2 separate regions of the Mus musculus genome follow, and region 2 is linked to region 1. Evidence: chromatin loops called from intact Hi-C (ENCODE). Cell type or tissue: left cerebral cortex. All regions are shown on one strand. Each heading gives the region's core, and the rest is flanking DNA. Links, peaks and the distances in the headings are about the cores only.

Region 1 (16,894 bases), core at 3,924-11,923:
CTTTCTTTTCCAATGGGGCTTCTCAGACAGTACTCACCTCTACTAGGGATGGACTTTCCCTAGCCATTTTACAGGCCCACATTCCAATATAGAAAAACACTCACAGAAACATCTAAAGCTATGTGTTGATAGTTTTGTAGTTGTTCCTCAAATACAGGTAAAATAAAGCCTAAAATTAACTATCATGGCACCTGGGATGTTGCCTTAGTTAGGTTTCTATTGTGCTGATAAAATATCATGGTAAGAAACAACCTCAGGCTAGAGTTTCAGTTTATAATTCATTGAAGAGGGAAGTCAAGGCAAGAACTCAAGACAGGAACTTAGAAGCAGGGAGTGAAGAAGGGGCCATTAAGGAATGATGATCACTGGCTTGCTCCCCATTGCTTGCTCATTCTAATTTCTCATATACCCCCAAACCATCTGTCTATAGATGGTACCACCGACAGTGGACTGGGCCCTCTAACATCATTCACTAATTAAGAAAATGCCCTACAGATTTGCCCATGGAGAATTTGACTGAGACATTGAGGTTCTTCTTTGCAGATAGCTTGAGTTTACATCAAGCTGATAAAAAAATTAACCAGGGCAGAAGACATTTGATTTTAGATCTAGTATATTTTTCCTGAGGTAAGAAATAATTCTTTGTGGAAATATGCCAAGCTGGACATAATTCCTCTCCAAGCTTTGGGTAGTCATATATTTTGTACTGACTGCAGGCTTACAAACACTTTTGCTAAGTTGATTTTCTGACTATCCTTTCTATTGTGATGCAAATGCATTTAGATGAGGAAAATGTCTTAGAGTTTTTTATTGCTGCAACAAAACATCATAGCCAAAAAGTAAGTTGGGGAAGAGTTTTTTCAGTTGACACTTTCACATTGCTGTTTGTAGTGGTTTGAATACACTTGGCCCAGGGAGTGGTTGTACAAGCTTGCAATCCCACCAGCAATGGAGGAGTGTACCTCTTTCTCCACATCCTCGCCAGCATCTGCTGTCACCTGAATTTTTGATCTTAGCCATTCTGACTGGTGTGAGGTGGAATCTCAGGGTTGTTTTGATTTGCATTTCCCTGATGATTAAGGATGTTGAACATTTTTTCAAGTGCTTCTCAGCCCTTTGGTATTCCTCAGTTCAGAATTCTTTGTTTAGCACTGTAGCCCATTTTTAATGGGGTTATTTGAATTTCTGGAGTCAGCTTCTTGAGCTCTTTGTATATATTGGATATTAGTCTCCTATCAGATTTAGGATTGGTAAAAATCCTTTCCCAATCTTTTTCTGGCCTTTTTGTCTTATTGACACTATCTTTTGCCTTACAGAAGCTCTGTAATTTTATGAGGTCCCATTTGTTGATTATTAATCTTACAGCACAAGCCATTGCTGTTCTGTTCAGGAATTTTTCCCCTGTGCCCATATCTTTGAGGCTTTTCCCCACTTTCTCCTCTATAAATTTCAGTGTCTCTGGTTTTCTGTGGAGGTGTTTGATCCACTTAAACTTGAACTTTGTACAAGGAGATAAGAATGGATTAATTTGCATTCTTCTACATGATAACCACCAGTTATGCCAGCACCATTTATTGAAAATGCTATCATTTTTTTCCACTGGATGGTTTTAGCTCCCTTGTCAAAGATGAAGTGACCATGGGTGTGTGGGTTCATTTCTGGGTCTTCAATTCTATTCCATTGATCTACCTGTCTGTCGCTATACCATAACCATGCAGTTTTTATCACAATCACTCTGTAGTACAGCTTGAGGTCAGGCATGGTGATTCCCCAAAAGGTTCTTTTATTGTTGAGAATAGTTTTTGCTATCCTAGGTTCTTTGTTGTTCCAAATGAATTTGCAAATTGCCCTTTCTAACTCAGTGAAGAATTGAGTTGGAAGTTTGATGGGGATTGCATTGAATCTGTAGATTGCTTTCAGCAGGATAGCCATTTTGACTATATTAATCCTGCCAATCCATGAGAATGGGAGATCTTTCTATCTTCTGAGATCTTCTTCAATTTCTTTCTACAGAGACTTGAAGTTATTGTCATACAGATCTTTCACGTCTTTAGTTAGAGTCACACCAAGGTATTTTATATTTTTTGTGACTATTGTGAAGGGTGTTGTTTTGCAAATTTCTTTCTCAGCCTGTTTATCCTTTGTGTAGAGAAAGGACACTGATTTGTTTGAGTTAATTTTATTTTTTTTTTAATTTTTTATTAGGTATTTTCCTCATTTACATTTCCAATGCTATACCAAAAGTCCCCCATATCCTCCCCCCCACACCCCTACCCACCCACTCCCACTTTTTGGCCCTGGCGTTTCCCTATACTGGGACATATAAAGTTTGACTTAATTTTATATCCAGCTACTTCACTGAAGCTGTTTATCAGGTTTAGGAGTTCTCTGGTGGAATTGTTGGGGTAACATATATACTATCATATCATCTGCAAATAGTGATATTTTGACTTCTGCCTTTCCAATTTGTGTCCTCTTGATCTCCTTTTGTTGTCTAATTGCTCTGGCTAGGACTTCAAGTACTATATTGAATAGGTAGGGAGAAAGTGGGCAGCCTTGTATAGTCCTTGATTTTAGTGGGATTGCTTTGAGTTTCTCTCCATTTACTTTGATGATGGCTACTGGTTTGCTGTATATTGCTTTTATTATGATTAGGTATAGGCCTTGAATTCCTGATCTTTCCATGACTTTTATCATGAAGGGGTGTTGGATTTTGTCAAATGCTTTCTGAGCATCTAATGAGATGATCATGTGATTTTTGTCTTTGAGTTTGTTTATATAGTGGATTACGTTGATGGATTTCCATATATTAAACTGTCCCTGCATCCCTGGGATGAAACCTATTTGGTCATGATGGGTGATTGTTTTGATGTGTACTTGGATTCGGTTGCAAGGATTTTATTGAGTACTTTTGCATTGATACTCATAAAGGAAATTGGTCTGAAGTTCTCTTTCTTTGTTGGATCTTCGTGTTGTTTATGTATCAGAGTAATTGTGGCTTCATAGAATGAATTGGGTAGAGTACCTTCTGTTTCTATTTTGGGGAATATTTTGAGGAGAGTTGGAATTAGGACTTCTTTGAAGGTCTGATAGAACTCTGCACTAAACCCATCTGGTCCTGGGCTTCTTTTGGTTGGGAGACTATTAATGACTGCTTCTATTTCTTTAGGGGAAATGGGACTGTTAAGATCATTAATCTGATCCTGATTTAACTTTGGTACATGGTATCTGTCTAGGAAGTTGTCCATTTCATCCAGGTTTTCCAGTTTTGTTGAGTATAGCCTTTTGTAGTAGGATCTGATGATGTTTTGGATTTCCTCAGGTTCTGTTATGTCTCCTTTTTCATTTCTGAAATTGTTAATTAGGATACTGTCCCTGTGCCCTCTAGTTAATCTGGCTAAGGGTTTATCTACCTTGTTGATTTTTCTCAAAGAACCAGCTCCTGGTTTGGTTGATTCTTTGAATAGTTCTTTTTGTTTCCACTTAGTTGATTTCAGCCCTAAGTTTGATTATTTCCTGCCATCTACTCCTCTTCTGTGAATTTGCTTCCTTTCATTCTAGACCTTCTATGTGTGCTGTCAGGTTGCTAGTGTATGCTTTCTCTAGTTTCTTTTTGGAGGTACTCAGGGCTATGTGTTTTCCTCTTAGGACTGCTTTCATTGTGTCCCATAAGTTTGGGTATGTTGTGGCTTCATTTTCATTAAACTCTAAAAAGTCTTTCATTTCTTTCTTTATTTCTTCCTTGACCAAGGTATCAATGAGTAGAGTGTTGTGCAGTTTCCACATGAATGTTGGCTTTAGATTATTTATGCTGTTACTTATGTTATTTATGCCTTAGTCTGTGGTGATCTGATAGGATACATGGGATAATTTCAATATTTTCGTATCTGTTGAGGACTGTTTTATGACCAATTATATGGTCAGTTTTGGAGGAGGTACCATGAGGTGCTGAGAAGAAGGTATATCCTTTTGTTTTAGGATAAAATATTCCATAGAGATCTGTTAAATCCATTTGTTTCATAACTTCTGTTAGTGTCCAGATGTCGCTGTTTAGTTTCTGTTTCCAGAATCTGTCCATTGGTGAGAGTGGGGTGTTGAAGTCTTCCACTATTATTGTGTGAGGTGCAATGTGTGCTTTGAACGTGGCTGCCCTTGCATTTGGAGCATAGATATTCAGAATTGAAAGTTCCTCTTGGTAGATTTTACCTTTGGTGATTATGAAGTGCTCCTCCTTGTCTTTTTTTATAACCTTGGGTTTGAAGTCAATTTTATTCAATATTAGAATGGCTACTCCAGCTTGTTTCTTCATACCATTTGCTTGGAAAATTGTTTTCCAGCCTTTTACTCTGAGGTAATGTCTGTCTTTGTCCCTGAGGTGAGTTTCCTGCAAGCAGCAAAATGTTGGGTCCTGTTTGTGGATCCAGTCTATTAGTCTATGTCTTTTTATTGGGGAATTGAATAATTGATGTTAAGAGAAATTAAAGAAAAGTAATTATTGCTTCCTGTTATTTTTGTTGTTAAAGTTGGGCTTCTGTTCTTGTGGCTATCTTCTTTTAGGTTTGTTGAAGGATTATTTTCTTGCTTTTCTAGGGTGTAGTTTCCATCTTTTTGTTGGTGTTTTCCCTTTATTATCCTTTGAAGGGCTGGATTTGTGGAAAGATATTGTGTGAATTTGGTTTTGTCATGGAATACTTTGGTTTCTCTATCTATGGTAATTGAAAGTTTTACTGGCTATAGTAGCCTTGGCTGGCATTTGTGATCTCTTAGTATCTGTATAACATCTGTCCAGGATCTTCTGGCTTTCATAGTCTCTGGTGAGAAGTCTGGAGTAATTCTAATAGGCCTGCCTTTATATGTTACTTGACCTTTTTCCCTTACTGCTTTTAATATTCTGTCTTTATTTAGTGCATTTGTTGTTCTGATTATTATGTGTCGGGAGGAATTTCTTTTCTGTTCCAGTCTATTTGGAGTTCTGTAGGCTTCTTGTATGTTCATGGCCATCTCTTTCTTTAGGTATGGAAAGTTTTCTTCTGTAATTTTGTTTAAGATATTTGCTGGCCCTTTAAGTTGAAAAATCTTCATTCTCATCAACTCCTATTATCCGTAGGTTTGGTCTTCTCATTGTGTCCTGGATATCCTGGATGTTTTGAGTTAGGATCTCTTTGCATTTTGCATTTTCTTTGATTGTTGTGCCCATGTTCTCTATGGAATCTTCTGCATCTGAGATTCTCTCTTCCATCTCTTGTATTCTGTTGCTGATGCTCACATCTATGGTTCCTGATTTCTTTCCTAGGGTTTCTATTTCTAGAGTTGTCTCCCTTTGTGTTTTCTTCATTTTTTTTCTACTTCCATTTTTTGATCTTGGATGGTTTTGTTCAATTTCATCACCTGTTTGGTTGCGTTTTTCTATAGTTCTTTAAGGGATTTTTGAGTTTCCTCTTTAAGGACTTCCACCTGTTTAGCTGTGTTCTCCTGTATTTCTTTAAATGAGTTATTAATGCCCTTCTTAAAATCCTCTACCACCATCATGAGATGAGTCTTGCTTTTTGGGTGTGTTGGGGTATCTAGCACTCGCTGTGGTGGGCATACTGGGTTCTGATGATGCCCAGTGTTCTTGGTTTCTGTTAGCAATATTCTTATGTTTGCCTTTCGCCATCTGGTAATCTCTGGTGTTAGATTTTCTAGCTGTCTCTTGCTGGAGCTTGTTCCTCCTGTGATTCTGTTAGCACTTCTGGGAGTCCAACTCTCACCTGAGTCCCAGTGATCAGACCACTCTCTGCAGGCAAGCTCTCTCTTGCAGGGAAGGTGTCCAGAAGTCTGGAGCTCTGATCCACTTCCTGAGTCCTGGGATCAGAGCCCTCCCTGGAGGCCAACTCTCCTCTGGCAAGGAAGGTGCCCTGGGGTCTGGGTCTCAGCTCTGCCTCCTGGCTGAGGATGAAGGCCCAAAGGGACCCTGTCCAAGAAGCTCTGTTGCTTCAGCCGTCCACATGCTCTCAAGTGATCCCAAGGTCCTTGGTGTGCTAGGGGGCCTAAGGTGTGGAGACTCCTCTGGGGACCTTGGACCCTCCACCGGGTTTGCATTGAAGATGGCTGGAGGCTGGCCCAGACCGGAATGAATCCCAACCTCTGGTCGGGCAGAGTTCCTTTGTCCCTGTTCCTGCTGGCACAAGACCCTCCTCAATTCTTTGGAGCTGATGTTGTGTTCCACTCACCGGTGATCCAGAGGTGATCCGAGGTCCTGCAGCATGGAGAGTCCTCTGGGGTTCTTGGCAGCCTCCTCTGGGTTCAGGCAGAAGATGGCGGGAATGACCAGGATCTTAGAAATAACAGTTTGCTGGATAGAGATGGTGCTTCTCAACCATCTGTTTGATGAACAAATGATTGATCTGTTCATTGGTTTTCATAAGTATCACTAGCCATCAATAATCAATGGTTTACAGGTATTTTGAAGTTGTAGTTGCATCACTAACACACATCTTATAAAACTTACCTGAAGCAACTTTAAAAGGAAAGTTTACACACCTTAAGATTTACAGTCACTCCTTCATGCTGTTACAAAACTTTTCCAGTAGTATTTTTAAGGAAGTTGCCATGTGCTAGACTGTATACCTACACACTGGATATTCGTGGTATAGAAAAACATAGTACTTGAAAACAACGTAATGAAGTGACAAGACTCAACTTCAATAAAAAATGCTCAGAACTTATGACCATAAGTCCTGGGAAAGCCACCTACAAAGAGTCAGACAAATCCCCAACTTCTTCCAATGTCACATAGTGAATTCTTACTACAGCCTATACACTGGAATGGAGTCTTGAATTTTCTTCTAATTCAAGTGGAGTGTGATTACGGACAGAGTAGAAGAGTCTGATGTCTGAGTTATCATACGAAGGCTAAGTGTATAGGATGCCTGTGAGAAGCTATTGTGGACATGAGAATAGAAATAAAAATAAACAAGAAAAATCAGGTGTGATGGAGGAAAAGACAAGAGCTTGTCTTTAGGGACAGCTGGTCCTGGGTTCGAGCCTATTTGAAGGCTATGCTGCAGCGTGTGTGAGTAATTCATCTCTTGCTCTTACCTTTCTCACTTACAAATGTAAGCATCCGCTCCCTCTTACAGTTATTGCAAGGAATATAACAGGAATATGTACATAGCACCTAGACTCATTAGTGTACAACTGCAGTCGTGGCTATTCAGAGGCTGAAACAGGAAGGTTCATAGCTCAGTGGCAATGTTGGGAAAGCATCTCTCAAAAACAAACCAGAAAACTGAGCCTAAAGGACCTTGGTATAGCACCAAGACTTGTTCAGTGACTGGTTATCATTGTGAGATTCTTGACCCAAACTATCACCTTTCCCATGCTAAGTCAAGTACATTAGCTTGGCAGACTGTTTCTAAAGACATTGACTTCATCATTGAGTCATCCAGAACTGGACAAATCATTGCTCATATATGAGTAGGATGTGCAGTTTTATGTTCTATTTTCTTTAATTTGTTTTAGTCTACATATTAAAAAAAGCTAGGTGGATACTTCTAGAATCATCTCTTGCTCCCCCAACCCCTGTATATTTTGTTACTATTGTTTATCATACCTTACTTTCATTAGTCTCTCTCAGTATCTAAGCTCTCTGCTCACCACTCCATAGCACATACTAAAATACACACACACACACACATGCACACGTAGACATACATACATTGTACATATCATACATGTTGACATATACACAGATACTCATATGTACTTACATTCATATATATGGACATGAATACACCTCATACACACATACATACACACATATAGATATAATTACACAGAGAGACATACACACATATACTTCTGTATTTTCATTTCCCTATTCTCTCTAGACAATCCCATCACTAAATTATGAGTCTGTAGTTGAGTCACATATTTAGTTGAAATCAATGAAGCATAAAACTCCCCTTAGACAGAAAACAAGCATCCCCGTCTCCTGAAGGGAAACCCCGCTCCTTTCATTGAGGGCATATGGGGAAGAAGAGCACAGACAGACAACCAGCACTTCAGTTGTATTACCTCAGAAACCTGAAGTGAAGAAGCAGCATTTACCAAATTACATAATTGTGTGAAAGCCAAAGAGTCAAAAACATCCAAGACTCACAGTCTGAGTAACTACTGCTCCTCACAGAAATGACCACAGAAGCTCAATGGACTGCATAGTATATTTTTTCCCAATATTCAAAACTTAGGCTATGGTCTCAAGGCATATAGCTTTCGTGAATCCTATACATGCTACTCTAGGTTTGTGTGTGTGTGTGTGTGTACATGTGTGTGCACATGCATGCATATGTGTATACATGTGTATGCGCACCTCATGCATGTGTGCAATGTGCCACAGAGACAGAACAGAGACAGGCTGTTACAGGAAGGGCACACAGCGCCTTGTGGCAACTGGATATAGTCAGGGAACTTAGAGTTAACACCCTTACTGTCAGCAGTCATATGGGAGCCCAGCCTTATTCTCAGCATTCCTAGTCTGTCATCAGTCTGCCTCACATACTCAGTGCAGTTCAGGGTCTGTTTCTCATTTAATTCTGTTCCATACATAGCACAAGTCTGAGGCATGCCCATGTTTTGCTGTTGGGGAATGAGGGTAGGTACTCTCGCCCATCACCCATAGGGGAGATAGGGAGCTGGGAAGGTAATGACCAGCTTCATGGCAAAAACCACACAGACACAACCTCACAAAGTGACATTTAATCCCCCAACTCATGAGGGACAGCACAGCCTCACATTAGCTGGCTTTCTCTGTTTCCCCCTCACAGCCAAACATATGTTCTCTGTGGACTCAACCCAGCCCATCTGAACTGGTTGCTATTTCTGTAAGAAGTGGGAGGGGGAGGTAAAATTTTCATATTTCTGTCCTCATGTGAAGCTATAAATATTCACCCACAGAAAGCCACGGGGTCTCATTTGCATGGATGATACATTAAGACCAGTTATGCTTCTGTGAGTGGAAACATCTCTCATCAACTACCCAGGTCTCAGGTGGGCTCTAGGTTCAGCCAGCTCTGCAACATGACATTGCATGACCTTGAGGACTGTATAATTCACAACCAATTTCCCATTTCGCTTATCCCCCTCCCTGACTGTTACTGTTCACCTGGCATCCATCAATACTTTCATTCAATCAGGACATTTGGTGCATTTCTTTAGAAATATTTCACTACCTTGTCTCATTTGCATGGGCCGCTTTTACCCATTATGCAATTTTAAAGTTTCATGATCATGTACCACTATCCCCTTGCATACACCCTTAATGTTCGTACCCCTCACCTTTGAAATGCTTGCCTAGCTAAGCTAACTGGTACACTAATTATAGCTACCTCTTGGCCTATGAGGGGAAAAACATATTGCCTTACTGATTAATCTAAACCTATGAGTACCATCTTCAAAAGGGCCTTCGATATTGTCCTACAGCCATCTATGCACCCCTATACTCTCTGACTTCCCATCTGATCAAGTCATCCTTCTGCTCTCTTCAAGCCTCCCTGAACCTCCCTCCCCGCAAACACCAACACACACACACACACACACACACACACACACACACACACACATGAAATGATGGCTAATCTTTGTTGTAAACTTGACATACACAGGAAAAGGGAACCTCAATTGTGGAATTATCTCCATCAGACTAGCACTGTGGGCAATGCCATCCTTACACTGGTGTGACTGAGCTGTATCAGAGAGGTAGCTGAGCAAGCCAATAAACAGCTTTTCTCTATAACCTCTGCTTCAGTTCCTACTTTGGCTTCCCTTGATGATGGAGTGTAACTTGTCAGCCAAATAAACCCTTCTCTCCCTAGATGCTTTTGACCAGAGCTTTATCACCTCAACGGAGAAGCAAACTAGATGCCCAGTCTCCATCTCAGTTACTGGCCTTGCTTATGACTCTCCTAAGTAAAATGGGCTCAATAAGAGAATTCCCACCACCTCCTACCTCTCCCTCCTTCCAGCTGTGTATCTCCTTTCTGTGTTTCTGTGCATGGGGATGAACTCTTTCTGCGCTGAGTGCTTTCCTTCTGGCCTCCATCCAGTCCCATCCCAGTATGCTCTTATCCTAAGGTTTTTAGAAACCCTATGTTCTAGGTATCCCCCAACTTTCCTATACTTCACCCATCTCTTTAAAGGTACATTTTATAAAGCAATCATAAATTCTAAATAATTTCTTCATATTTTTTCTGAACATACTTTGGTCAAGAATTTGTTCCAATTAAAGCAATCTTATCAAGTCTACACATATCACCAGACAGCTAAATGCAGTGGTCAGTATTCAATAGGTTTGTGGGTGTGTGTATGGATGACTTTAAGCCTCACTTTCTTCACATATAAACTGAGACAGTGGTGCCTACCTCTGAAATTGACTGTGAAGACTGATACTACAAGAAAAAGATTTAGCAGGAGTGCTAGGTTGCAAACAGCGCTAAGAGATTTAAGCACATTCGGAGTAAATATCTACAAACACTCTGAAGCTGCCTTAGTGTTGACTCTTAAAAGAAAGGTGTGATCACACCAGGTAACCATGCCTTGCTTTTATGCAAAGACTGCTTCCCAGTCTTTTGAAGAAAGGGTCTGTATTTTCCATTGCTAGATATCAAACATTGCACACTGATAGATGAGAATCTTTACTGTGTTTTATTTATACTGTAGAGTAATTAAATGAGTGGCTAGACACCTTTATAGAAGAGGTTTTTAGCACATTGAGCTTGTTTTTTAAATACAGCATGTGTGCAGCCATTAGGAAATAATTGCTATCTCATTGAGAGAAAGGTGAGGATGAAGTGAGTGCTATGATGTGGTGGTTTGAATATGCTTGGCCTAGGGAGTGGCACTATTTATTAGGTGTGCCCTTGTTGGAGTAGGTGTGGCCTTGCTGGAGGATGGATGTCATTGTGGATGTTGGCTTTGAAGCCCTCCTCCTAGCTGCCTAGAAGGCAGTCTACTCCTGTTTGCCTTCAGAACAAGATGTAGAACTCTCAGCTCCTCCTGTACAATGCTTGTCTGGACACTGCCATGCCCCTGCCTTGATTATAATGGACTAAACCTCTGAACCTATAAGCCAGCCCCAGTTAAATATCATCCTTATGAGAGTTGATTTGGTCATGGTGTCTCTCCACAGCAATGGCAATCCTAATACATATGGCTATCTGGTTAGAGGGATTGAAAAGATGGGCTTACTGAGCCATTCTAATAGGCAACAAGCTCTGCCATGGAAAACATGGTAGAACAGCATTTCTCAACCTGAGGGTCATGACTCCTTTGATAGTTGCCTATCAGATATACTGCGTATCAGATATTTACATTATGATCCATATAATAGCAAATTACAGTTATGAAATAGCAACGATACATTATGGTTGGTAGTCACCATAACATAAGAAGTTGTATTAAAGGGTCTCAGCATTAGAAAGGTTGAGAGACACTGCTTAGAAGATTCAGAAAAAATTCCCACCATACTTTGTATTATACATTCCTGAAACCTCAGGTGCAGTTTGGCAGTGTGAACTGGAAAACTTTGAAAACTGTCCTTGGATATAGTTGTTCCTTCATAAGAATTTTTAATAATAAATAATGTTTTGAAATTTTATTTATTTTATATATCTTAGTACACTGTCTTCAGACACACACAGAGAAGAGGTCATTGGATCTCATTACAGATGGTTGTAGGCCACCACATGGTTTCTGGGAATTGAACTCAGGACCTCTGGAAGAGCAGTCAGTGCTCTTAACCACTGAGCCATCATTCTAGCCCCTCATTCATAAGAATTTAATCAAAGGAAGAAAACATAGATACAGAAACAGACTTAGGAGCAAAAAGAGTTGCTATGATGTGGTTCACCATATTAAAAACAAATAAAACAGAAAAATCTAAATGTCCACTATGGAGAAATTAAACACAATTTTATAATGTTATTTAATACATCCAGTCATTAAAACATGTTACATATTTCTAAACATTGGAATGTGCCCAAATGCATTCATAAATGAAAAAACAAAAACCCTCAGGTTACAATATAGTATATAGAAGTGACATATTTTTACAGATTTATAAGAAAGAGACTGTAATGATTTTCATTTCTTTGCATTTATATTTTATTCTCCTAAAAGTATGAATTATTTTTCTAAGAAAAGTTAATTATACAAAGCAAAGGTTTTGTTGTTATTGTTGTCACTATAGAAAATATCAGCCTCTTATGTTTGTCTTGGTCCCAACCAAATATAAAAAGAGAGAAGTGAAGAGTTATACGTCCCTAGTTGTTGTGGAAGTGCAAATCAAAACTACATGGGGGAAATTTGTCATTTCACTCCTGTCAGCATGAGAGAAGTCAGGGGAAAGGAATATTATATAATGCTGATCACCATGGAAACTAGTGAAGCCACCAAGACGTTCAAACTAGAACCACATACTACAACCATATTCCACCCTGGGTATGCTCCAAAAGGAATCTAAGCCAGCATGCTACAGAGCCACCTGTTGATCCATGTTTACTCTGTCACTATTCACTACAGTCTAATCATGCCATCAGCCTCAGTGTCCCTGAGCAAGTGAATAAACCAAGCAAATGTGATGTCTGTGTACAATTGAGTTTTATGCAGCTATAAAAATGAAATTATATTAATTGCATAAAAATGGTTAGAATTAAGACAGTGAAGTAAGCCAGGTCCAGAAAAACAAATATTGAATGCTTCCTCTAAAATATGGAAGCAAATTAAGCAAATTATACTCACACCCACACACACACACACACACACACACACACACACACACAGCATGAAAATTGAAGGAAGACTATTTAGGAAGAGGAAGGGGAAGGGACAGAGGGAGATGGGAGAGAGAAATGAATGTAGTCGATGTATAAGATATTCTTGAACAAGAACATCATTATGAAACCCAATGCTTTGTAAAACTAGTACAAACTCATGAAACTTTTCAATGGAGTTACACATGAGCTAATGAGCCAACAGCATGCAGAAAATGATTAGGAATGTTATAGACCTAAGGTGAAGCATTTTTAGACTCTGTACAAGTGACCAGCCACAGTAGGACTCTTATTACCATAGCCCTCATTGAGTTTTGCATGTATTAAAGAAAAAACAATAGGCAACTGTTATATAAGTATGAGGATCACTACATGAATTTTCACGCATAACAGGAGTATATAAAAGGATTTAGTCGTGATGAAGAATATAAAGTCTTTTCTGGATAAATTATTTCTCAGCCAATATATAAAGAGTGAGCAAATTTGGCCACATATACAAGAAGGGAGAGAATTCAGGGCAGAGGGTCAGTATGAACAAAGGTCAAGTCAATATTAAGACAAAGCACATTTAAAACACTGAAAGAAAACACTAGCACTGAAATCATGAGGACAAGTGCAAGGGAAAGGCCAGCCTCCTGTAGTCAGGTCTCAGTTAAGTCTCAGAATTAGCAATGAGAATTCTAGAAGGCTCCACTGGGAACCGTGGTGGAAGATCACTACCAGAACTCAAATGAATAACTGAAGAAGTCTAACCTAGACAATCTGTGGGCAGTTCAGGGCTCTTGGGGATGTGGGCCTGGCAAAATATTCTAACGTATTCATAACTACAGCCAATAGACACTGGAGTGGGATCCAGGCATTTGCTGCATCCTTCTTGTGTATTTCCTACTGAACACTGTCTTCCACTTTTTAAAATCTGAGCAATTATTGCCATAACTTGACAGATGAGGAAGTTGAGGCTTGGAGGGGTTTTCTAAGGTAGAAAAACTTGTGAACAACAGAGTGTAAGTTTAACCCTAGGAGAGTTCATTCCAACCTGAGTGAAGAGAGAGAGAGAAAAGGGAACAGAAATCCCCTTGGCCATCTTCTGCACATGGACAAGGTTCCATTTCTTTAGCTTTTATGAGGTAAGATAAATGCAAGGTGAATTCAAGCACTCACTCCAAGGAACTGCTGAGGAAACAGAACTCAGCATTCTGAAGACATCCGTGTCCTGTCTGGGCTGTTCTCTACACACAGGCTGTGGAATTTGGGTGAGAAGTCACTCTGCCTCCATTGTCTCTGCTCCTGGCCTTTCTTGGAACACAGTCATGGCCCAGGGGTCTATGGTGAGGTTGTTTGTCTCTAGTCTGTTTCCAGGTACCACTTTAGAGGTCCTGACACCATCATAATCTCTCCCAGAGCCTGCAATCTCCTTTTCATCCCTTGATCCTCTGTATCCCTGGTCTGAAGAAAAATATCTTCTCCTTGTCTTCCAAGAGCTCCTCTTTAGCTCTTGGACCCTGGTAGGCTAAGTGTATTCACGATTTGGAGGAGGAAAATACTTGAAATAATTAACTCCATGTCAGATCAGAAGCAGCTCAGCTCCTACATAATTCTCAAAGAGCACATCTTTACTGCTTTCTTGGAGCCCCCTTGGTATAAATTTCATTCCCCTTGCTGTACTTTCTAGAAACATCTGCATACCTGGTCTTTTGCTCAAAAATTTCAGGTTTCAGGTTTCAGATGCATGGGAGGGACACCCTAGACCCAAGCTTGGGCAGATTCTACCTTTCTGATTCCTCATACAACTCATCTAAAGAAAACTACCAGTGGTCTGACTAGACACTGGTTTGTTGCAGACCCCCAGATGTACAATAGAATCATAGCCCAGCTGTGAGTATGCACTGCACCAGGACTCAGCAGACTCATCCAAGTGCTACCTCAAGCCCTACCTGTGTAAACTCAGGCTGGTCCCTTGTGGAGAAGTTTACTCTGAGTAGTCACAGAAGGAGCTAGGTAGAATGCAGGACTCAGCAAAGACTGTTTGACGTCATGAGGCCAGAATGATTCCGGAGGAAGGATAGTAAGCCTGATGTGTAAATGAGCCTTAGGCAAAAAATGAGCCTAAGGGGCTTTGGTTAAGGTTGGGTGAGGAAAGTCTGAGAGTTCCAGCCCAGAAGGGCTCATGTCTTAGAGGAACAGGGATTTGTAAGCTGAGAACAGGATGGACTCTAGAGACAGGAACTTTATCCTTCTACCTATCTTGACTCAGAAACCAGTCACACAAGCCACTCTAGTATATAACCAACTTTCCTCAAGTCTGGGGGAAGATAGATGGGACAGAAAGCACCTACATCATGAAGAGCATGTTGCCCATTGCTTCAGGACATTTTAAGGCCCCTTTAACCCTATCTGATATACTTTCCCTCTATCCATACTGCTTCCTTCTCTGTCTCTTCTCTTTATTGTCTACTATCACTTTCTCCTTCTGTCCTTCATTTTTTTTTAAAGTTTTTCCAATACATTTCTGACTCCATTCCTCAGATCAGCCCCTTTTTCTAAACCTGCATCTGTGCAGATGTGCCCCCTCACTCACAATCTCTAGGCCCATCCATCCCTGTATTGGAGCCTGTAAACATGCATCTCAGAATGAGGGGTCATTTATGGACCAGGACTTGCATCTTCCATTGACTACAACTGTATCTTTTGGCAGTAATAGGTCATCTCTTTTACAGTGTGGGGGTTGTCTTAGGCAACTATAAAGTAGAACAACTATCAGAGCTTTTCAACTATTAACCATCAAAACCAAAGAAGCAAGACTTTCATTTGCAGAATTCATTATCTTCCATCCTGAGAACATGTGAGGGCATTCCTTGGTGAAAGTTTCTGGGAGACAATGATAACTTGACAAATGCTACAGTTATTTAGGTAATAGTGTCAGCAGTTCTCTGGAGTAAAGGATATGATAGCACAAAAGCCCCAGAGAAGTTAGCCTCAGAACATGGAAATATGTGTCTGGTCATTTATCCCTATATTTTAGAGTCTAATACTGCTGATCTCATTGAGCAAAGGATTTGGGCAGCCTGTGTATTGCACAGTGGGTATGCAGTAAACCACACAGAGAAATGAAGAGATGGACACACTTGGAGCAATCCTGGTTCTATGATACAACGACTTAGTAACTAAGCAAAATGAAAGGATGTAGCTACTCCTTAGGGATGTGGGCAGTCTGCATCTTCCACAGCACAGAGAGAACGAGCATTGTGCAGGGCAGTATCAGGAAAGTTAGACTATTAGATACATTTGTGTTTGACATTTCCTTCAAACATGTCTGGACAGCTTCAGGCTTGAAAAAACATATATTAAGCTGAGCCTTCAGTGGTTCCAAATGGTGGTGATATTTATCTTGGATTGACTTTCAAAAGCTTAATGAAAACTCATGTATCCTAAAATAGGGCAACCTGCTTATAGTGTTGATTGGTTTATTTTCCCTCTCTCTAGAATCCAAACATCTCTTCTTGGTCTCATTCTTCTCAAATTGTCATGGAAGTACCAGATTTGAAATCAAATACTAGACTAGTCAGTGTAGTCTTTGGTCTAGAGTTAGCCAGTCTAGAGTCATTGACAAGGTGATCTTGGACAAGGTCTTTCCTGAGAAGAAAGGCAAAATGGGCCTGGATGATGGAGATACTGTGGGGATCAAGAGGAGTATGTGCAGAACTCTAGGTATGAGGAGGCTCCGGGAAGTGCTACCTCTTCCAGATGAACAAATAATGAAGAAATCAGTTACCATTTATCAGTCTTTCCAACTAGCACTGCAGCAATGGTGCGTGTGAAATGAGGCTGGAACAGGAAAAGGCAGAGCATCCCTGTGTGAGTGGGGAGGTTATGTGTATGTAGTGAGACAAGTCAGCAAGTGGAGGTCAGATGGTATAGGATAACCTGGAGGCTGAGTTGAGAAATGGGAGTCTTAACATCATCACTCAGTATCTGTTACTATTGCTATGAACAAAAACAGCTACCTGTTGCTAAGGGAGTACAGTCTGCCTGGCAGAGCACACAGCATTCTTGTTTCACATCAGGGTCCATGACTCTATGAGGTG
Region 2 (16,894 bases), core at 5,960-13,959, 87 kb after region 1:
GGAGGAGGAGGAGGAGGAGAAGAAGAAGAAGAAGAAGAAGAAGAAGAAGAAGAAGAAGAAGAAGAAGAAGAGAAGAAGAAGAAGAAGAAGAAGAGAAGAAGAAGAAGAAGAAGAAGAAGAAGAAGAAGAAAAGAAGAGAAGAAGAAGAAGAAGAAGAAGAAGAAGAAGAAGAAGAAGAAGAAGAAGAGGAGGAGGAGGAGGAGGAGGAGGAGGAGGAGGAGGAGGAGGAGGAGGAGAAGGAGAAGGAGAAGGAGAAGAAGAAGAAGAAGAAGAAGAAGAAGAAGAAGAAGAAGAAGAAGAAGAAGAAGAGGAGGAGGAGGAGGAGGAGGGGGAGGGGGAGGGGGAGGGGGAGGGGGAGGGGGAGGGGGAGGGGGAGGGGTGGAGGAGGAGGAGGAGGAGGAGGAGGAGGAGGAGGAGGAGAAGGAGAAGGAGAAGGAGAAGGAGAAGGAGAAGGAGAAGAAGAAGAAGAAGAAGAAGAAGAAGAAGAAGAAGAAGAAGAAGAAGAAGAAGAGGAAGAGGAGGAGGAGGGGGAGGGGGAGGGGGAGGGGGAGGGAGAGGGGGGGGGGAGGGGTGGAGGAGGAGGAGGAGGAGGAGGAATGGAGAGGTGGTTCAGTTGAGAAAGTGTTTCCTATATAAGCTTGGTAACCTGAATTGGATCCATCAGAATCTACACAAGAAAGGTAAGTGTGAAAGTGCATGCCATGTTATCCCATTACTGGAAAAACAGAGACATAAAAATCTTTATACAATAAGACACAAGACTCACTGGCCAATCAGATTTGCCTAATCATTAACCTGCAGTTCAATGAGAGACCCTGTCCCCCAAAAAGAAGGTAAAATGTGATTAAGGAAAATACCAATTGTCAGTCTCTGGCTTTTACATACATGAGTACATGCACATGCACACACACAGAGAGAGAGTGGGGGGGGGTAGGAAAAATGTAAAGTTATTTGTATCCAGTGAAAACGTGCATCACACATTTTTTGCTGAGATAAACATGGGCCCAAGAAAAAAGAGAGGATGATGATGATAATGAAGACAGACTACAACCAGCTCACCAGAGTATGTAATTCATTGCCTAGCACGTGTTTAGCCAGTCAGATTCATGTCTACCCTGGAGGCCTGAGACAGCTGGCCAGCAAGGCCAGCCCAGACCTGCCTCTCTTTGCTGTCACTGTGTTTCTCAGTCTGGCTGCCCTGCTTCACTTAGCCTTGGTTCTATTTCTGGCTTCTAATACACAGCTTTGGATGATTTGTGAGACAAATGAGACAAATTCATTCCCATCATAGCCCTCTCGCCCTTTCTATTCTTGTGCAAACCCTGCCTGTTTCCTTGTCTTTCATGTGTCATTCAGTACTTCCTTCTAGAAAATTCTCCTGGTCACCCAGACCAAATGTACACTGACCCACAGCCCCAACATTGTCACATCAACCTGTCTTGTCTTATTTTAGCATTTGACCTGCAGTGGGCTCATACTACAAATGCCAGTACAGATGTTCTGTGCAATAAATAACTATTGGATGAAAAAAAAAAAGTGGGGCAATGTATTGGTTTGTTTTTGCTGAAATGATGTTGTGCAACCATGCATCAAAAACCTTGATGCCTTCAACCAAGAATCTTTATTACCTCGGGATGTGTAGAAGTCAAATTAAATTGAAGTTGCTATTGGGTGAGCTCAATGGGAGTTGGATCCAGCCCTATGCTTCCTTCTCTCCCACTCCATGTGTTTCCCAGTGTTCCTGGACATTTAAAGCACAAAAGAAGAGGCAAGGCCCTGGGAAGTCAAGGGATGAGATCAAATGTGTTAGAGGAAGATGGACCTTGGGAAAGAAATACCCTGCCCAAAGGTGAAAGCATAGGCATGTGTGTATCTGGTGTGTGCTCTTCTCTCCACCCTGGTGCAGCAGAGGCATGTCATGCTTCTTGAAGGCTGAACAGGAAAGGACACGCACTTACTTCTGTGTGCTTTCTGTCAGTCAAAGAAAACCACACGACTGAGATTCATCTCAGTGGGATGAGCGAGAAAGCATATCCTTTCCACTCTTGCTTTGATGGTAACACTGAATTGAAAACACGTATGCAGATAGAAATGTCCAGATTACTGCAGCTGAACAAACAAACGTCAATGAATATCTATAAAGAATTTAATCTGCTGGAGATACAGCTCAGTGGTAGAGTGTTTTTGTCTAGCATGCATAAGGCCCAGAGGTCAATCCCCAACCCATCAACAAGAAAAAGAACTGAATCTTGTGCAATCATTGTTCAAATGAAAAAAAAAAGCAGATCTACACAGAGAAAGGAGAATGAAAAGACACTCTAGAGTTATATGGCAGACAGGTGGCTGAACAAATCAATGCAATGGAATGAGGGAAAGAGGGTTCAATAGGGAGTTAGACATTTAAAGCATAAGAGGCAAGGCCCTTGGGAAGTCAAGGGATGAGATCAAATGTGTTAGTAGAAGGTAGGCCTTGGGAAAGAAATTCCTGCCCAGAGGTGAAAGCATGGGTATGTGTTTAGACAGGCTTCCAGGTTGTAAAGGGGGCAAAAATGAAGGAGGAGGAGGAGGAGGAGGAGGAGGAGGGAAGAAGGAAAAGGAGAAGGAGAAGGAGAAGGAGAAGGAGAAGGAGAAGGAGAAGGAGAAGGAGAAGGAGAAGGAGAAGGAGAAGGAGAAGGAGAAGGAGAAGAAGAAGAAGAAGAAGAAGAAGAAGAAGAAGAAGAAGAAGAAGAAGAAGAAGAAGAAGAAGAAGAAGAACAAGAAGAAGAACAAGAAGAAGAACAAGAAGAAGAACAAGAAGAAGAACAAGAAGAAGAGCAAGAAGAAGAGCAAGAAGAAGAGCAAGAAGAAGAAGAAGAAGAAGAAGAAGAAGAAGAAGAAGAAGAAGAAGAAGAAGAAGAAGAAGAAGAAGAAGAACAAGAAGAACAAGAAGAAGAACAAGAAGAAGAACAAGAAGAACAAGAAGAACAAGAAGAACAAGAAGAACAAGAAGAACAAGAACAAGAAGAACAAGAAGAAGAAGAACAAAAAGAACAAGAAGAACAAGAAGAACAAGAAGAACAAGAAGAACAAGAACAAGAAGAAGAAGAAGAAGAAGAAGAAGAAGAAGAAGAAGAAGAAGAAGAAGAAGAAGAACAAGAAGAAGAAGAAGAAGAACAAGAAGAAGAAGAAGAAGAACAAGAAGAAGAAGAAGAAGAAGAAGAAGAAGAAGAAGAAGAAGAACAAGAACAAGAACAAGAAGAACAAGAAGAACAAGAAGAAGAAGAAGAAGAACAAGAAGAACAAGAAGAAGAACAAGAAGAAGAACAAGAAGACGACGACGACAACACTCAACTGATTGTTCTAAACATCAGGACCAACCATAGTCAGATTCAGGGATGACATGGTAGGTAGTATGTTCCCAGACCTCTGGGCCAGCTAGCTGCTCTACCCAGCAACACCAAGGAAGGTTTGCTGTCTGTAATCACCTGACTATGCCTAATACAAAGTAAGCATGTGTTTCTATACATCTGGTAGAATGACTTTAGTCTTTCGGGGATGTGAGAGCTCTGAAGGCTCCTAGGATGTGGTGGTTTGTATATCCTTGGCCCAGGGAGTGGCAATATTAGAAGGGGTGGCCTTGTTGGAATAGGTGTGCCACTGTGGGTGTGGGCTTTAAGACCCTCTTTCTAGCTGCCTGGAAGCCAATATTCTGCTAGCAGCCTTCAGATGAAGATATAGAACTCTCAGCTCCTCTTGTACCATGTCTGCGTAGATGCTGGATTGTTTCTGCCTTCATGATAATGGACTGAACCTCTGAACCTGTAGACCAGCTTCAAATATATGCTGTCCCTTATAAAACTTGCCTTAGTCATGATGTCTGTTCACAGCAGTAAAACCCTAAATAAGACATAGGGTTATATAGGTGGCCTCAGATACACGTGGTGAAGGTTTGGCAAAGTATCTGAGGGAAATAACATCACTGGAGATCTGGTCCAATGGCGCTGGCTGGACTGAGAGAAAGCAGTCAATTGGAAGGAGCTCCACCCATTTGACTGAAGAGAATTCCCCTACGCTGCTCCATTCGGCTACCTATGGGCTATTCATTTGAGAATTATGAGAGGCAAGTGTCATGCCTAGTTCCAAACAGATTATGCTCTGATCCGTGCATACTCTGCATGGGTTAGTGACTAGAGAGAGCTTTGCTGCCATCCAGAACTTAAAGCTAAAAAACTGAGGCATGGATTCATGCAAATGTAACCTTTCCATCTCATTTGCCTGAACCAAATGTCACTGCCATTTAGTTTCCTAATAAATTGTACCCATAGACTGTGTTTAAATGCAAAGTTTAATGTAGTCAATAAAATACAGGCATCAAAAAGCAGAATGTAAATATCACTCCTCCTTTGGTACCTCACTGAGAGATAAATGTCATTTGCCTTGAAATAATATTGTCACAGAAGCTTTTTTGAAGAGTTTTAGCTCCAATATCCCAACAAGATCACTGACGACCTCATCTTTATACTTATTACAGTAAATAAAAAACAGAGAGACGAACCTTTATTGAAGCTGATTAAATACTAAAGCATCAAAGTGGCAGGATGATGATGCAACTCAGAACTTTGCCCTGGGTTGGGAAATTCATTTGCTGAAGACCCAGAAGAAATGACTAGCAAAACAGAAATGAATCCGAAATCCTCGACTTCCATTCCAAGATCATTCCATTGCCCCAGTCTGTTTCCTTAGCCATGCTTGGCCAGATGATCAAACTGGGGAGGATCTCAGAAAAATAACAGCATTGAAGGGCTCTCCACACTATCATTCTGTACTGCCTATGATGAGCAGAACCTCTGAGGGGAAGAGAAGATCCACTATAGATGAACTAACAAAGTCATGGTCAAACACAAGCCCTTTGTGGAAAGCAGTGTGGCCAACAGAGCCAGGATACCTTGGGCCATTCAAGGATATATACTATCTAGAACCTTGGATGGTTAGGATAACTGTAAATAAACTGAAAGTGCTGTTTATTTTTTTTTAAATATATATCTTTTTGAAACATCGTGAAATCTTTGACATAGCCACTATGAGAAGAAAATCTGCTATTCCAACTCATCTTTCAGGATTTAAATCGGGATTTAATGATAATGGATTATTTCATGATCTGGACCCCATCTTCTACAAGCCACCTAAACACATCAACTGCAACATCAGAATGCATGCTAATTCTGATTGCCTTTCCTTCCATGGTGACTTCCCACATTTTCAGTACATCGTGCTCCAGTTTTTAGGAAAGCTCAGATCTTGGCCAGGGTACTTTGTGGTTCCTGTTACAAATACTACTGCACATTAAGAATGGGAACAAAACACCCATAGAAAGAGTTACAGAGACAAAATTTGGAGTTGTGACGAAAGGATAGACCATCTAGTGACTGCCATATGCAGGGATCCATCCCATAATCTGCTTCCAAATGCTGACACCATTGCATACACTAGCAAGATTTCCCTGAAAGGACCCAGTTATAGCTCTCTCTTGTGAGACTATGCCGGGGCCTAGCAAACACAGAAGTGGATGATCACAGTCAGCTATTGGATGGGTCACACGCCCCTAATGGAGGAGCTAGAGAAATTACCCAAGGAGCTAAAGGGAACTGCAACCCTATAGGTGGAACAACAATATGAACTAACCAGTACCCGGGAGCTCTTGTCTTTAGCTGCATATGTATCAAAAGATGGCCTAGTCGGCCATCACTGCAAAGAGAGGCCCATTGGACTTGCAAACTTTATATGCCCCAGTACAGGGGAACGCCAGGGCCAAAAAGGGGCAGTGGGTGGGTAGGGGATTGGGGGGTGGGTATGGGGGACCTTTGGGATAGCATTGAAAATGTAAATGAGGAAAATACCTAATTAAAAAAAACTGAAAAAAAAGAATGGATGTAAAATAATTGAGAACTTCAGAATATCTACTCTGAAAAATCATGCCCCCTTATAGTGTCTCTGTCTCTCTCTGTCTCTGTCTCTCTGTCTCTCTGTCTCTCTCTCTCTCACACACACACACACACACACACACACACTATTTTCTTAAGTTTGGTTTCTCAAAAAAAAAATTGTTTCATTGGGCTAGGAAAAATGGCTCAGTGGGGTAAAGTCCTTGCGGCACAAGCACAGGGACCTGGGTTTGTACCCAGCACACATTTAAAGCTAGATGTCATGAAACACAACTACAACCCCAGTGTTCGTGAGGCAGATAGATGGATCCCAGGGTCTTTCTAACCAGCTAGTCTAGCATCAAGCTTCAGGTTCACTGAGAAACTTTATCTCAAAAGAGGAGGAAAGCACTGGAATATAACACCAGATATCAACCTCTGACTACACACACACACACTGACACACACACATACAAAAAGACCACTGCCTTACACACACACACAACCACTGACTTACCTACCTACACACACAAAGACCACTCACTGACTTACACACACACAACCACTGACCTACACACACACACACACACACACACACACACACACACACACACAGAGTTTGGTATTTATAGAAATTCTTTACATGATTGTCATGTTTTGAAAAATCATTGACTACAGCAAAGATGTTGAAGAAAATCAAAAACCTTGTAGATTATCTAAGCATGAGCGCGGGCTTAGGGAACACAAGTCAGAAAAGCATGGAACTGTGAATTCTGGAACGGACCCCCTGGTATAGGCTAGGAAGAGGCTGGGGCAGAGCCAAATCTAGACCTAATTTCTAGGTGAGCTGAAAAAGCAGCTTGATGCGGAAGTGACTGCTCCTCAAGCACAACTGGGTGCTCCCAGGGGGGAAAGGGTGACAGGAAGCTCAGACTCCAGATGGGAAAGTCTGGATGCTGTGTCAGCAAAGACTGGCCAGTGGCTCCCGTGCAGGGCTCTTACCATTGCCTGATACCAACAGAGAAATCCTAGGCACCTAACTTGGCATGAGTTTCCCACTACCACCACAGGGTCTCAGAGCATCTGGTGGCTTAGCCTAGAACCAGATCATGGCAGATGAAAGAAACGTGGAAAAAATAAGGAGACTCCTTCAACGGAAAGGTAAGCCTTCAGTTAAAGATTAGTGACAGCCTGCTAGGGTCCCAGGCAACTTGATACAAATGAAAACAGACTAAGTAGAGACTAATTGTAGCCAGTAAACTAGGATGGAGATGTATCACAAGTGTCAGCCTCCATCAAGACAAGCCTCATCACTTACAGCCCAGGACTCAAATCCAGGGGAGTAAGACAGTAAGTACCTCAATAGCCCAGACTGTGCCCTATGATCTCTGTAGCTGGAGGCTCTGTGTACAGTGCTTCCTGTGCTCTAGATACTGAGGTTGCATGGCTTGAATGGTGCATTCCACCAGACAGAAAGCTCTTCTTTACTGTCAACCAGCTCTGCCTCCTAAGGCCAAGGTGTCATGTATGAGATGGCAGTGATCCCTCAGATCTTACAGTTTATGATGCCATGATTATATCATCTTGGGAAAGTGAACTCTACTCTTCTGTCTATAAAATTAACAGTGTAACTAGGTTAGAATCCTCTTTATTATGTTTGAGACCTTTTAAATGTCATAATTTGATGCAGACATTAAAACCACTATTGAGTGATGTTTCTGAATTCAATTAAGCATTCAAACCCTTGGAGGACGGGATTCTGCCATGGGAAGCCTGAGCAGATCTGTTAAGTCAGCAGCAGTGGGTATCAAGATTTCTGCACTTTTGCATGTAAAGCCTATTACGTTCCCCTTTGTTATCATATTAGGTAACACTTCGGCATTTACCATGTGTCTGACACTTTGCATGTACTCTGCAGGCCTTCATTTGCTCCATTCTTAACACCACCATTTGAGCTAGAGAATATTACATCCGTTGACAGCTCAGGTATTGACAGGTAAGAGCAAAGCCAAGGCTTGAGGTCACAGCTATCAATGGCCAACTCACATCTGCAGACCTCCAAAGCCTTCCACCACCCCCAGCCCTTCCGCAAACCAATTAAGACTTTTTAAACCCCCGGGGCAAAATTTCCTAAGAAATTTGATTTAAAAGAAAAATATCTGGTCATTTGGGGACACCATCTATAAAATTGTATTTCTAATTCAGAAAGAAGACGCGGAGGATGGTATGCACTGCTAACCATGGTAAGCAATCTGTTCAGTCCCCGTGGCATAAAGTCTGACTTTTTTTCCTTCTATCTGCTTTTATGCTTAAAGGAATTAAAATGTCAGGAATCATGCATCCCCAGTGGATGGCAGAGATATAAATAACTCCCACGCCACTTTGCACAGATGCAATAGCTAAATTGAGACCAGGAAAGACAGAGACAAGTGTAACAACACACTGATGATGTATCTATTTTTAAGAAAAACTGTTAAATTAGAAAGAGTGCTCAATGTTAAAAAAAAAATCCTTCAGAGGAAATAACTGGACACAATTCTAAGAGACTCAAAGGCAAGCCGGAGCCAGAGTGAATGAGCAATCCACATTCCAGAAGGGGCTGAGGGAATTGGTTCTCAGATTTAAACAAAAGTATGAACATTTTTAAGGTATAAAGGCAAAGAAAAAATTTTAGCCTTAAAGAGCTTAAAAGATTACTTGGAACCAAGAAAAATATTTCTGAAACAATAAAAACTATATATGTTAAATGAAACAACTGCTAATAAATAACCTCTTCAAAAATATGTTGTTTATTGATCTTTAAGGGAATTTATACTTAAAACCAAGATACAAATAGTTGTTGCAAATGGATTCTACTTAATTTATTTATTATGTATTTTATACCACTCCACCTCATTAATCCAATTCCTGAGTATTTATCCTAACATAATATAAAAAGAGCCAGTCACTGAGAGACCTTGGGACAGTCGGTCCTAAATGGTTGTCTCCTTCATCAAACCCCTCCCATCAGGGCTTTGGAACCTATTCAGAAGAGGAGACAGAAAGACTGTAAAATCTGGAGAGAATAGATGCTACCACAGCAACTGTTTTCCAGACACAGCAGACCTGGTGCTCACGTGAGCTCACAGACTGTGGAAGCACACAGGAGGCCCACATAGGTTCAAGCCAGACAGGATCCTGGGGCTGAGGGGGTGGAGTGCTTAGAGGATCCCAGCCATAGCCAAGAGGCGATCTGTAGTTGACACCTGCTTGCAGAGGAAAAGTTAGTTTTCTCTAACAGTCTCACTGGGTATACAGCCCACACTTGGGAAAGGGTAGGCCCCACTCCTAGCCATAGATGGCCAATACAAAATGTACTCAATGGTATTTTTGAAGACCTTTGTTTCATGCTGTTTTGTTTGAGCTTTTTTTTAACCTTCCTGGTCTTTTGCTTGTATATTATATGTGTTCTCTCTCTCTCTCTCTCTCTCTCTCTCTCTCTCTCTCTCTCTCTCTCTCTCTCTCTCCCTCCCTCCCTCCCTCTCTCCCTCCCTCCCTCCCTCCATTGCTCCCTCCCTCTCCCTATTTCTCCTTCTCTGTGTGTATGTGTGTGGTGTATTTCTTGTCTTTTTTCTGTTTCTTTATTCTGGTTTGGTTATATTGGTGTTATATATGAAAAATTTTGCAATTAAAGAAACTATCAGTCACAACAAATATGCAATAAAACATTACTTGAACAGCAATTTCCTAAAAAGGAATGAAAATACAGGAAAGTAGAAATCTACCAAAGCAGCCATTGTCTGGTAACTTTGCTAATACTATATTAACAGTAATAATCTAGATACTCTCTTTATAATAAGAAGATGAGCACAAAGAGTTTAAGTTACCTGACAAAGATTAATCTCTCAATAATAGAGGATCAAAGTATATCCTGAAGGACATGAAGTAGAAAGGTGTTAGTTAACAAGTACACCATTGTTAGTGTAATAGCATAATAGGGAAAAACATATTAGTTTTGTATAGCAATTAAAATAAATTTTTCTTAAGAATCTTAATTCTTCTTAAGAATCTTAAGAAGGGAAAGTGCATAAGATTAAGTATTTACGTGTGTGTGTGTGTGTGTGTGTGTGTGTGTGTGTCTGTGTGTGTGTGTGTCTGTGTGTGTGTGTGTCTATGTGCACACGCACATAACTGCCTCTAGTCTATAATTAAATGTGTGAAATTATACTTACAAATGGGCAGTAACTGGACATGAGGGAAGCACATATTTATTATAGGTAGTGACTTTGCTTAATTAGAAAATATTTTGCTGTTACTCTATTCATTGGAGACATACTTATTGAGGGCCTATGCTGACACACAAAATAAAAGCATGTCTTTGTAGAGACAATATTCTAATAAAAGAGATAAATAATAATACACATATTACATGGACCTGACTAATGACAATGCTATGAAGAAAAACAAAGGTGTGTGGGGGGGGGGCTACACTTTTAGAAACAATGGCCAAGGAAAGTCTCCCTGATGAATGGTATCACTGGAGCCAAAAGGAGTGAAGTCTGACAGTTATGGGAGACTGTCAGACTGGAGAGGCATGCAGGCCTACACCCTGTAAATGCAATGGCTCTCAACCTGAAGGTCATGACCCCTTTGGGAGTCAAATGACCATTTCGTATGGGTCACCTACCACCATCAGAAAACACAAATATTTACAATATGTTTCATAACAGCAGCAATTTTACAGTTATGTAGCAGCAACGAAATAATTTCATGGTTGGGGGTCAGCACAACACAAGGAAGCACTGGGAAGGTTGAAAACCACTGCTCTAATGGGTTGCTGCATGGGTGTGGAAGTGTGTGTAGACATGTTAGGCTAAAATGGGGTAAGAAAGAGAGGCCCATTGATCTTGCAAACTTTATATGCCTCAGTACAGGGGAACGCCAGGGCCAAGAAGTGGGAGTGAGTGGGTAGGGGAGTTGGGGGTAGGGTATGGGGGACTTTTGGGATAGCATTGGAAATATAAATGAAGAAAGTACCTAATTTTTTTAAAAAGTTAAAAAAATTAAAGAAAAAAAAAAAGAAAAGCTGAAAAAGCATGCCCATAATAAGCAAAGGCACAGAAAAGGACACTGTTACATCCTTCTGCAGTGTTTAAAAGCAGGACAATACATGGATAATGAGTTATGTGAGTATCATCTTAGAGACCTCCAGAACTCAACACAGTCTCTTTCTTACTTGCCAAGTAGGAACGATAGTAACAGTAGCATCAGTTGGTTCTGTAGCATTGTGAAGATGCATAGATCACAGAGCAGTGCATCCAAACACCCAGGTTGGGATCCTCTGAACCTGTTGCCACACCACAAAGGGAAAGAAGCTGCAGATAGAGGATAACAAAATCTCTTAAAGATGGAGTGGTTGGGGGAGAAGAGAGAGAGAAGGAGGGTGGGAGGGAGGGAGAGAGAGGAAGGGAGGGAGGGAGAGAGGGAGAGAGAGAGAGAGGGAGAGAGAGAGAGGGAGAGAGAGGGGGGGAGAGAGAGAGGGAGAGAGAGAGAGACTGACTGACTAGTTTAGGCTTTAAAGACAGACGAAGAACATGAGCCAAGTAATAGGAGCCACTTTTGGAAGGTAGAGAAGGCAAAGGAACATTCTTTTCTAGAAGGCCCAGAAAATAAAATAAAAACAAGATGTATCCCTTGATTTTGATCTACTCAACCGTGTTGGGCTCCTGAACTAAAGAACAATCAAGATAATAAAGTGTTGTAATGCACCACACCCATGACTATTTCCCAGAGCAACAGTGGATAATAAATAGAAAAGAACCAGGTCAGTCCCAATGAGTAAAATACTTAGGACAGAACCTGGCATGTTAATCAGCCCAAAAGCTCTTATGTTACAAAGGCGATGTCTCCTCACATATCTTCTGATACTTATTTAAGTAGGAAAAGGGAGATGCCACCATAGGTTGACAGCATGCCATGTAAGCACAAGAACCTGAACTGAACCACCAGAACCCATGAACAAAGTCAGGTGTGGGGGATACACTTGTAATCCCAGTGCTGGGTGGTGGAAACAGGAGAATTTGAGGATGTGCTGGCCAGCAAGCCTACACTTGGTGAACATCAGGTCAATGAGAGAACCTGCTTCAAAACACAAGGTAGACAGCAACCTTGAGAAATAACACATGAGGATCTCCAGCCTTCACGCTCACACACATACACACACATGTTTACCATTGGGTACATATATGTACACACATAAATGCATACCAACAACATGAAATTTTGCCTTTAAAAATAAGCAGGGAAGGATACTAGAAGGGAGATAGCCTTATCATGAGTGTCATCGATGCAGAGGAAGATTTCAATTACAGAAAAACAAAAGAATCAGAATGTCAAACAGGAATAATGAACACACACATTTATATACACAGGCATGTGCATAGACTTTTTATGTCTAAGTTACATTCTTTAGTTGCTAACAAAACACAAGTGGCTGGGGACTGGACTAGATTAAAAGACATTTCATTTTAGATGTGATTTACAGTCTATGAGGAAAACCATGGATCCATCAAGAATCCAGATGTGGGTCAGTAATCTAAGCCATGGAGGCCAGTAAGCTCCTTTACGGACGAGGACCATAAAAGCTTGGAATTTCACTCGCAGTAAAAGTCTCTAGGAATTTGCGAATTTCATTTTCATTCCAACAGAAAGTGACAAATCAAACTGCACCAAGTCCACAGAAAGCACCCCGCCTTCCATTCTTGGCCCCACCAGGTCTCTAGGGCACTTAAAAATTTCAATTCCTTCCAAACACTTCCCAAGCATCTCCCATATGGATGGCCAGACCCCATGTAAGTAGCATTGAACTTGCAGACTGTACATAATCCAAAACATTCATACTTGAAAAAAGGTACAGTTTCATTATTTTACAAGATTGGAACATTTGTTGCACATGCTCCAATCCTTCATTCAAAAATATTTATTGAATGACCTTCTGAATATACTGAGGAGTGTTGCATGTATCCTTGAATGGTTTTGAAGTAAAGGTATGGGGAATTTGGTCAATTTCTTGCTTTACTACTTTGGGATTAGCTTCCAATTCCTCCTCATTTAGATACTTGGCAAATAAGTGACAATAGTCCTGATTTCTGAGGAATTATAGAGCAAGATGCTTGTCAAGTTAGATGTTAAGAAGATGTTTTGTCATCTTCTGATTTCATGTTTATTCTTATTTAAGTGGTGTGTTAAAAGGAAACCTCCCTCACCCCTGATATCTGCTTCCCATCCACACTGCCCAGAAACTGCCCCTGCCCTCCTTGCTCTGGTGTCATTGTAATTGTTGTTGTTGTTTCTGCCATTCACTTCCACATTTCTAAATAGTTTATTTTAAACTGCTTATTTATACACTTTTGAATTTTACACTGTCTATTGTAGTGTTTCTCAACCTGTAGGTCATGACCAATTTGGGGGTTGAATAATATTTTTCACCATGGGCAAATATCAGCTATTCCATATATCAGATATTTATATTATGATTCATAACACTAGCAAAATTACAGTTATGAAGTAGCAATGGAAATCATTTTATGGTCTGGGGTCACTACAACATCAGGAACTGTATTAAAGGATCGCAGCAATAGGAAGTCTGAGAACCACTACTCTATTGATTACTTCTATGTAAGATTTGAATTTAATTCTTATGTCCTCACTTTCTGCCCCCCCATGGTCACTTCCTGTCCCCCCAAGGTCACTTCCTGTCCCCTGATGGTCACGTCCATATGCCTCGAACTCTCATAAACACATATAAGCATTTCCTAGTATCCACAGGGAATAGGTTCCCGCATCCCCAAAACTCTGAGTCTTGCAGATGGTCAAGTACATTTTAAACTTTCTTTCTTTCTTTTCTTTTCTTTCTTTCTTTCTTTCTTTCTTTCTTTCTTTCTTTCTTTCTTTCTTTCTTTCTGATATTTTCTTTATTTACAGTTCAAATGTTATCCCCTGTCCCAGTTTCCCCCCTTGGAATCCCCCTATTCTGTCCCCGCTACCCCTGCTCCTATAAGGAGATTCCCCAATCCACCCACTCCTGCCTCCCTGCCTTTGCATTCCCCTACACTGGGGCATGGAGCCTTCACAGGGCCAAGGACCCCTTCTCCCATTGGTGCTAGACAAGGCTATTTTCTGCCACATATGCAGCTGGAGCCATGGGTCCCTCCATGTGTACTTGTTGGTTGGTGGTTTATTCCCTAGGAGGTCTGTGGAGTCTGGTTGGCTGATATTGTTGTTCCTCCTATGGGGTTGCAAACCCCTTCAGCTCCTTCAGTCCTTTCTCTAAGTTCTCCCTTAGGGACCCCATTGGGGACCCCATGCTCAGTTCAGTGGTTGGCTGTGAGCATCTGTCCCTGTATTTGTCAGGCTCTGGCAGAGTCTCTCCGGATACAACCAATCAGGCTCCTGTCAGCATACATTTCTTGGCATCCACAATAGTGTTTGCATTTGGTAACTGTAAATGGAATGGATCCCCAGGTGGGACAGTCTCTGGATGGTCTTTCCCTCAGTCTCTGCTCCACACATTGTCTTCATGCTTGCTCCTGTGAGTATTTTGTTCCCCCTTTTAAGAAGGACTAAAGCTCCCACACTTTGGTCTTCCTTCTTCTTGAGCTTCATGTGGTCTGTGAATTGTATCTTGGGTATTCAAGCTTTTGGACTAATATCCACTTATCAGTGAGTGCATATCATGTGTGTTCTTTTGTGATTGAGTCACCTCACTCAGAATGATATTTTCTAGTTCCATCCACTTGCCTAAGAATTTCATTAATTCATTGTTTTTAATAGCTGAGTAGTATTCCATTGTGTATCCATTTTCAGTATTCCATTTTCTGTATCCATTCCTCTGTTGAAGGACATCTGGGTTCTTTCCAGCTTCTGGCTATTATAAATAAGGCTTCTATGAACATAGTGAAGTATGTATCCTTATTATACATTGGAGCATCATTTGGGTATATGCTCAGGAGTGGTATAGCTGGGTCCTCCATTAAGACTATGTCCAATTTTCTGAGGAACTGATTTCCAGAGTGGTTGTACAAGCTTGTAATCCCACCAACAATGAAGGAGTATTTCTCTTTCTCCACATCCTCACCAGCATCTACTGTCATCTGAGCTTATGATATTAGCCATTCTGGCTGGTGTGAGGTGGAATCTCAGGGTTATTTTGATTTGCATTTCCCTGATGACTAAGGATGTTGAACATTTCTTTAGGTACTTCTTGGCCATTCAATATTCCTCAGTTGAAAATTCCTTGTTTAGCTCTGTTTCCCAATTTTCATAGGGTTATTTGGTTCTCTGGAATCTAACTTCTTGAGTTCTTTGTATATATTGGATATTAGCCCTCTATCAGAATTAGTGTTGGTAAAAATATTTTCCCAATCTGTTGGTTGCCATTTTAACCTATTGACAGTGTCCTTTGCCTTACAGAACCTTTGCAATGTTGAGGTCCCATTTGTCAATTCTTGATCTTAGAGCATAAGTTATTGGCATTCTGTTCTGGAATTTTCCCCCTGTACCCATGTGCTCGAGGCTCTTCCCCACTTTCTTTTCTATTAGTTTCAATGTGTCTGGTTTTATGTGAAAGTCCTTGATCCACTTGGACTTGAGCTTTGTACAAGGAGATAAGAATGGATCAATTTGCATTTTTCTACATGCTGACCACCAGTTGAACCAGCACCATTTGTTGGAAATTCTGTCTTTTTTCGACTGGATGGTGTTAGCTCCTTTGTCAAAGATCAAGTGACCATAGGTGTGAAGGTTCATTTCTGGGTCTTCAGTGCTATTCCACTGATCTTCCTGCCTGTCTCTGTACCAATACCATGTAGTTTTTATCACTGTTGCTCTGTAAGATAGCTTGAGGTCAGGGATGTTGATTCCCCCAGGATGTTATTCTTGAGAATAGTTTTTGATATCCTGGGCTTTTTGTTATTCCTAATGAATTTGCAAATTGTTCTTTCTAACTCTAGGTCAAGTACATTTTATAAAATAGCATAGTATTTCAATATAACCTATATACATCCCTACCTCATACTTCAAGTCCTGTCAGAATAACCATGCAAATATTCACCTTACAGTGTTATTTAGAGAATAGTGGCAAGAAGAACTTCAGTGTATTTTCATTATAGATACAACTAGTTTCAAAGGGTTTTTGATTCCCATGATGCTCACAGTGCAGATGCAGAATCCACAGAAACCAAGGATCCACTGCAAGCTTGTCTTCTGCTAGTTTTCACTCTGCTATGTGGATCAACGTTTATTACTTAGATTTTTAAAGACAGATTTAAGATGTGTGTGCATGTGTGTATATGTAACGCATACACACATGAACACACATTTGAGTGTAGTACCCACAGAGTCCAAAAAAGGATGCCATATTCCCTGGTGCCAGGCTTACAGGTTTGTTCTAACAGTGACTGGAAAACAAACTTCAGTCCTTTCAAAAGCCAGAAGCACTTTTAAACCCCAATCCATCTCTCCAGGCCCTTTGTTTCATTTATGATCGCATAAAACAACTCAGTGTGTATAGTTCAATATAGTATAATTTGGTTTTTAATGGTTATTTGATGGAATTACTGATTTCCTTGTTGAATCCAGTTGTTGGGCTCATTGTATAACTGTTGCTCATCTCCAACTCTAACAGCTAAGTTCCACTACAGCAGGAAGCCCATGTGTGTTTTCTTTCATTCCATTTTGTCTGGCAGACTCAGGAGTTCCCCCCTTATCTTGCTCCTATGGAAAATACTTCATTTTCAAGACAATTTACTTCTCTTTTTGGATGATGCCCTGAATTTAAATAAATACATCCTTCAAATGCCTCATGAAAGTGATATTCAAGCACTACGTTAAGAATTTGTAATTCCTAAGGTATCTTTCTCTTATCTTCATGCTTGCTTGCTTAGTTTGGCTGGGTATAGAATCCTAGCTTACAAATTGAAGGAATTAAAACATACTATTCTGGTGTGCTGATGATT

What was found. A loop is a pair of places that touch in the nucleus more often than their neighbours do. Peaks named below come from ENCODE experiments on the same cell type or tissue, not always from the same donor. Only the 100,000 strongest peaks of a DNase experiment are listed, where the experiment ranks them.
Region 2: a loop joins it to region 1, with 13 times the contacts of the local background. A loop is called at or near these places in 2 of 42 quality-filtered maps.

Annotation. Positions count from the first base shown.
Region 1 is chr9:51,499,428-51,516,321 of GRCm38, reverse strand. No RefSeq gene overlaps it. Among named protein-coding and RNA genes, the nearest start is that of 1810046K07Rik, 180 kb to the right of the region's middle. In left cerebral cortex, for the core only: no CTCF peak of the experiment used is centred there; DNase peaks (open chromatin) are centred at 8,546 and 8,833; H3K27ac peaks cover 705 bases.
Region 2 is chr9:51,414,900-51,431,793 of GRCm38, reverse strand. No RefSeq gene overlaps it. Among named protein-coding and RNA genes, the nearest start is that of 1810046K07Rik, 94 kb to the right of the region's middle. In left cerebral cortex, for the core only: no CTCF peak of the experiment used is centred there; DNase peaks (open chromatin) are centred at 6,951, 7,329, 8,252 and 9,026; H3K27ac peaks cover 1,193 bases.